Linked DNA regions of Homo sapiens: region 2 is linked to region 1. The links are chromatin loops, found by intact Hi-C in ENCODE. Cell type or tissue: Caco-2. All regions are shown on one strand. Links, peaks and the distances in the headings refer to the core of each region. The heading gives the core; the rest is flanking DNA.

Evidence for each region. A loop is a pair of places that touch in the nucleus more often than their neighbours do. Peaks named below come from ENCODE experiments on the same cell type or tissue, not always from the same donor. Only the 100,000 strongest peaks of a DNase experiment are listed, where the experiment ranks them.
Region 2: it touches region 1 in a loop (6-fold over the local background); 1 of 110 quality-filtered maps calls a loop at or near these places.

Annotation. Positions count from the first base shown.
Region 1 is chr1:87,717,340-87,720,260 of GRCh38, forward strand. No RefSeq gene overlaps it. Among named protein-coding and RNA genes, the nearest start is that of LINC01773, 190 kb to the right of the region's middle. In Caco-2, for the core only: no CTCF peak of the experiment used is centred there; a DNase peak (open chromatin) is centred at 1,262.
Region 2 is chr1:87,786,500-87,789,420 of GRCh38, forward strand. No RefSeq gene overlaps it. Among named protein-coding and RNA genes, the nearest start is that of LINC01773, 120 kb to the right of the region's middle. In Caco-2, for the core only: a CTCF peak has its summit at 1,252; DNase peaks (open chromatin) are centred at 582 and 1,262.

The DNA of each region.
Region 1 (2,921 bases), core at 228-2,727:
TCTACAAGAATGTTCAAGTAAAACCAAACACAAGTTTCAGAATTTACCTCTTGGGGGTGTTAGAATCTGCTTGTTATGTATTTCTGCTAATGCTATGTTGGCAAAAGGAGCCTATTTTTGCTAAATGTGAGAATAATATCACCATTATCAGCTGATTTCTTTTGTTTGGCTTGTTTCGGAAGAGTTTAACGTGATTCTAAGATACCCTTTAAGATCCTTCATCTGGAGTTTTGAGTTTCACAATCATGGTTTGTGGTAAGAATATAGAGTATAATTATATAGTTATCTTTATCTTTGGTCTCAGAAGGGAAGAGTGAGTTCAGAGAGTCTTTCTTTCTTTTTTTTTTTTTCTAATGAGAAAAGAGAAATGGGTCAGGATTTGGATTAATAAATTTGACATTCAGACCAATAAGCTGTTTAGGTCATAGGGAAAACACATTTAGAGCCCTTGGCTTTAGTTTCTAAAGAAGACTTGTTCCTCCAAGAAACCAAACCAAGGGGCTGCCAGGGTCTGTGTTCACAAAATCATTCAGCTGTTAAGAGTGAGGTACAGTGAGACCCAAAACCTCACATCCTCACCAAAACTGTCTGAAGTTAATATGATCTCCCATATCTCACAGGCAGATTGCTTTCAGTAAGAAACCCAGCAGGAATGTTAGTTCTGATGTCTATGAATAAATAGAAGGTTCTGATCTTCCTCCTTGTAAGAAGTATCTGAATTTTAAAAACCATGAGAAGAAATAATGACTAACAAATGTGGAAAACTCCACTAGCAAGAAAATACTGGCAAGGAAGGGAAGATGGACTATATGTGATTTTTTTATGGGGAGGTAAACATATAGATATACACTGTGGAATGAGAAAACTGGATTTTAATGTCACTTATTTAACTTATTTTACAAACACAGAGCATGCTTGCTGTGTGCCTTGCACTGTTCTAAGTGCTTAACAAATATTAACTCATTGAACTTTCTCTTTTGATGCAATACTAAGCCTAAGAGATTGTTTTATTCTGAAACCTGGAACAGAGATAAGGTTGTCTGTACATTAAAATGTCTTGCCTTATAAGGAAGTGTTTGACTGCACTAGATTAAACTCATAAAAGCTAATGAAGAGTCCTCCTTAATACACATTTCTTTTTTCCTGTTTGGACTTGAAGTGACAACATTACAGAAACACCCTGCAGGTTTTTATCTAAATAGCATCCTATAAAACAATGTCCTCTTGTCAGTCACCACTAATTCAGCACAGTCAAGCTATAAATCTGTCCAAAGGCCAGCAAAGTGCTTAACTTGGCACATCACTAATAAAATTAGGAATGTGGGTTTATTACATGAACCTTAAGTAGGTTTGGCCAAGATATTAAGATTTTTCCTTATGGCAACCATGGCTAATGTGGATTGGTATTTTCATTATAACACACCCCACAGCATTTCCCAGTAACATCTCAGGTTTCCAAATTAGACAATAATCTTCTGCACTTTCATACTCACTGCTAGGTCCTGCAGCTGGAGCCCCCATCTCTAACGCCTCACACTTTAGGGTACTCAAAGATGGTAAAGACTTTTCAATAATGCTAATACTACTGAATAAAATTAGAGCAAATTAATTAATACTTCTATTAACGTAAACTGATTTCACTTTGTTCAAGAACAGAAGCACTTATAGGCTTTTAACATGCGCTTAGAAATATCATTTCAGCTCAGGGCAATTTTGAGAAGTGATTTATAAGCAGTTGCAAATGCTTCTAAAATGGTAAGATTTGAGAAAGCCAAATGTATGTTAACCGAGTTGTCCTGCGGTCCTGGGTATTTTATTTTTTAAATTATGAAAGAGTAATAAGTATATCCTCTCTCCTGAGCCAACCTTTTTTGTGATGGCTTATATTTGCATAGTAATTTAGTTTACAAAGTGGGCTCATCTGCTTTCCTGTGTCTGATCTTGGGATGACCCTACAAGGTGTATTATTACCTTCATTTTATAAATGAGGACACATAGTGAGGATCAGAGCTGAGATTGGGAATCAGCTCTCCACCTCATATCAAGGTAACCCTCACATTTGTGAACATTTACAATGCTACAAAATGTTATCATATCCATTTGATCCTTATACCACCTAGACAATGTGCCTGTATAAGTGTGCCTTCGCATGCATACTTTATAATTTTTTACTCTAGCGTTTCTATTTTCCCCAATCCAAAGACTGACTCTTCCCTCCCCAACGACACTAGCTTCCACACTTACCTTTCTTACCAATCTTGTTGAGGTTGCCTACATTGGCAACCTGCATTATGGCAGCTGCATTAAGAGATTTGAAATGCAACTGTGCAGAGGGGAGATGGGAAGCTCTCTTTAGCATGCTGCAATCTCAAAAACCTGTAGATGGGCAAAGTCACTAAAGTTCACTTCATGAAAAATACAACACACCACTGAGAGCAAGTATGATTGATGCCCGTAGAGCAAACTGTTTATCAGACAAACACATTTTGCAAACTTTCACATAAATTGTTAAGTTGCCTTATCACCCAGACAGTGTAAAACTAGCATCTTTGTAGGAACTTCCCCAAAACTCTTTAATGACCTCTAAAAAGCTTTATCTTATCGTGATCTGATTTGCTACTACAATAAATCATTTACAAATAGGTTAAAAGAAAAACGAGTATTAGAAATATGGATTCATTTTCCAAATATAAGAAGCCTTCAGCTCTTGGCTGGCTATTGTGCAATTGTGAAGGCATGATAAAACACTCAATATGCTCAATACTAAAAGATTCAACAGGAGAAAAAGTGCTGCAACCTATTCAGATCTAATTGGAGGCTAATTACACATTTGGTAAATCAGGCAAGCCCTTTAATTTTCTTCTTTCCTGCTTTCTGACTTTTACCATTTATAGTAAGGGTGGGAGTAAAACAAGGAAGTT
Region 2 (2,921 bases), core at 160-2,659, 69 kb after region 1:
CTTGATTCACCTGGAAATGTGTGTGATTCTGGGGACACTGAATCCTTTTATACAATCTGAAGGAGTGAAGTCAACCCTGGGTCAATTTCTGGGGGATTAGCAATGCAATTTCACTGCAATCAAATTTCATTAAGAACTGACAGGTCAACCAGGCACCATGGGCTTATGAGTTTATTAGGCTGCAGCCAGGGTGGGAATGGCTGGAGACATAGAAGGCGGTTCAGAAAGTTCATAGCTCTCTTTCTCTTTCTGGGTATGAGGTCTCCAGGCAAGAATGATTCTCCTAGGAGGCCAATTGATTCTTAAGGTTTCTGGCTTTTTCTACACCAGTTTATATCCCTCTCCCTTCTTTGAATCTACAGTTCTTACTGGTATTCCTTCTCTCTCTGGCTCTTTGTACTTCCTGGTTGCTGGAAGCCTTGCTGGTTGAAATGCATGAACATTGCCTTTCCCAAGGCTCTCGGCCTTCTGACTCAAGGCTCTATCTTCTCTCTGTTTCTCTTATCTGTGTCAAAGCAGGGGGCTTGTAACAGTCTTTGCACATCTTGCATCTGCACAGTTCAAAGCAGAAGTCTGCAGCCTCAGTGTTTTTTCTTATCTACTAGGCTTCCCTGTGCAAACAAGGGCCTCAGCAGCTTCATCTACATGGCTCCTGCACAGCCCAACTTAGCACACATTGAGATGGGGTGACCGCCTGTAAAATTCTAGTTTCTTCTATGAAAAAGTGCATACAACTCCAATTTGCACAAATCTGAATCTGCTACATAAAAACCTGACGTTTTACTATAGGATGGAGGGACGGGGATGGTAACAAAACAATTAACATGAATAAATGACTGAATGAATAAAAAAAAAAAACTCATGTTTTTAGCTTATTGACACAGAGCACCCCAGGGGCCTTTGCATAAGACCAAAGTCCTTGTCCTCAAGGACTTAATCACCTATTCCAATAAGCCATTCAAATTTGTGTAGAGCCACATTCCCAGATTGAAATACTTCCTTTCCTAAAATCATATTATTTCAATCATTCACGTGGCACTAAGTGCAGTGCTCTTTGTATCTTAGCGTTTTGTATTCATTCTTTCTCACCTAGGTTGTGTGTCTTTGGAGGCAGGGAGATCTGCCTTTTTTCTCTTTGGTTCCCAGCACCTTTCACAGTGTTCTCACATTGCAAATGCTCAAAGAATGTTCACAAGGATGATGACTTTTAGTGATTCCCACAGTGGGTAAAGTCAGAACATTACAGAGTTAGCCCAGCAGGTGGAAAGCATGCACATGGAAATGCCTGTAGTTATGGATAATTAATACCCTTCTGCCATGCCTGTCTGTGTCAGAGGCTGTCATCTTGGCCTCCCCTGGATTTCTCGCAAGCTGATCGTCTGTGCTCAGAGCCTCCCTTGCCTACACCAATGTACTGAGGCAATGGGGCAAAGTATGGAGTCAGAATTTCTTTCCCTGAGAAAGGATCTCAGTTTATCTAATCAGTGCTTAGAAAAGTGCAACGGAGGAAGCAGCCAGTTAGCTGCACTTGCGGGATGGAATCTTAAAAAACCAAATTAGCATATTCATAGGAGCAGGTAACCTCTGCAGCTTTATGAAGAGAATGGAGCCTGGCCTGGGTACTAGCCCCTCTGCCAAACCCACAGGACATGGACCTAACCTCAGATGGAAAGCCAAACAGAGAGATGGAGGTCAACATTTTTTCAGCTCAGAACTAGAGTTTCCTAGTTTGGGTCCAGGGCTATAGAGAAGGACTACATATTGAATCCAGAGGCAGAGACCAAATATGCAGAAAAAGATTTTTAAAAACGGAAGAGACTCTATAATGCCAATACTTTAAATGCTCAGAGTATATTCTCCAAAGCAGTCAGTTTTTGTTATCTTGTCACCTGCTGTTTTGTTATCTTGTCATACCCCTATAGTTCTTTACTGAGGAACTTGCCTATATTGCAAGTTAAATTTTCCAAGGGAGAGCCATACATTTCAAATATTCTAGGTCTGCAAATATTTTCAATGAAATCAAATGAAAACATATCATTTGAGACCACAGATATTTTCCACATTTTTCTTTGTTCCTCTTGGATACTTTTCTAACTTATGTTTGGTTTCATCACTTTTTAAGACAAGAAAACATATCAGTGGGACAGTTAGAGCACCAGCCCAACAGAACACTCAGAAACAAGCAACAGAAGCACATTGTTTAGGCTGCAGATCCTTTTTTTACTTTTCCATATGTTGGTCTACATGGAGCTAGTGATAAGGCAGAGTGTCTGTCACCCCGACAGCTAGTCTGGAGGCTCTTGTAGGAAAAAAAAAATACAGCACAACACATTGGTTGGAAATGGAAATGGACGTTTGGATGAAATGTTTTGTAGGTAAGAGGCTTGCTTTCCAACTAGTCTGCAAAATCCTTGAGACAGAGCCATGTACCTATCATCCATAATGCATGGCTTATTTTTAGTATACATTTACATACAAAGTTGATTTGAAGTCCTCGATGAACACTTCTTTCCAAAAAAAGTTTACTGGCTGTTGCAGAGATACAATCTCCATTTAAACGGCATCCTTCGTGCTTTGCCTTGGTGGCTGGCCATGCATTTTAAAGACAGTTTCTCCTACCCTGTTTGAATAAGGAGTCCCACCCCCAAAACCCAAGAGCAACTTAGCGATGCTTCATCCTGTGTCATGTTTGGCCAGGGCTACAGTTCCTTTTATCCCTTTCACTCTTTGATTATCAGGTAAGTGACACTTACACCTATGCATAACTTTCAATGTTGTATATTAAGGGCATTGTTTTCTCAGATACATATTGAAGACATGCTGTAATTCAAGATTAATAGAAGGTAACACAGATAGCAGAGGCCAAAGAGATGGGAACTTTAAATGGACCTGCAAGAAACTCCTCCTCCTCAAATGACAGC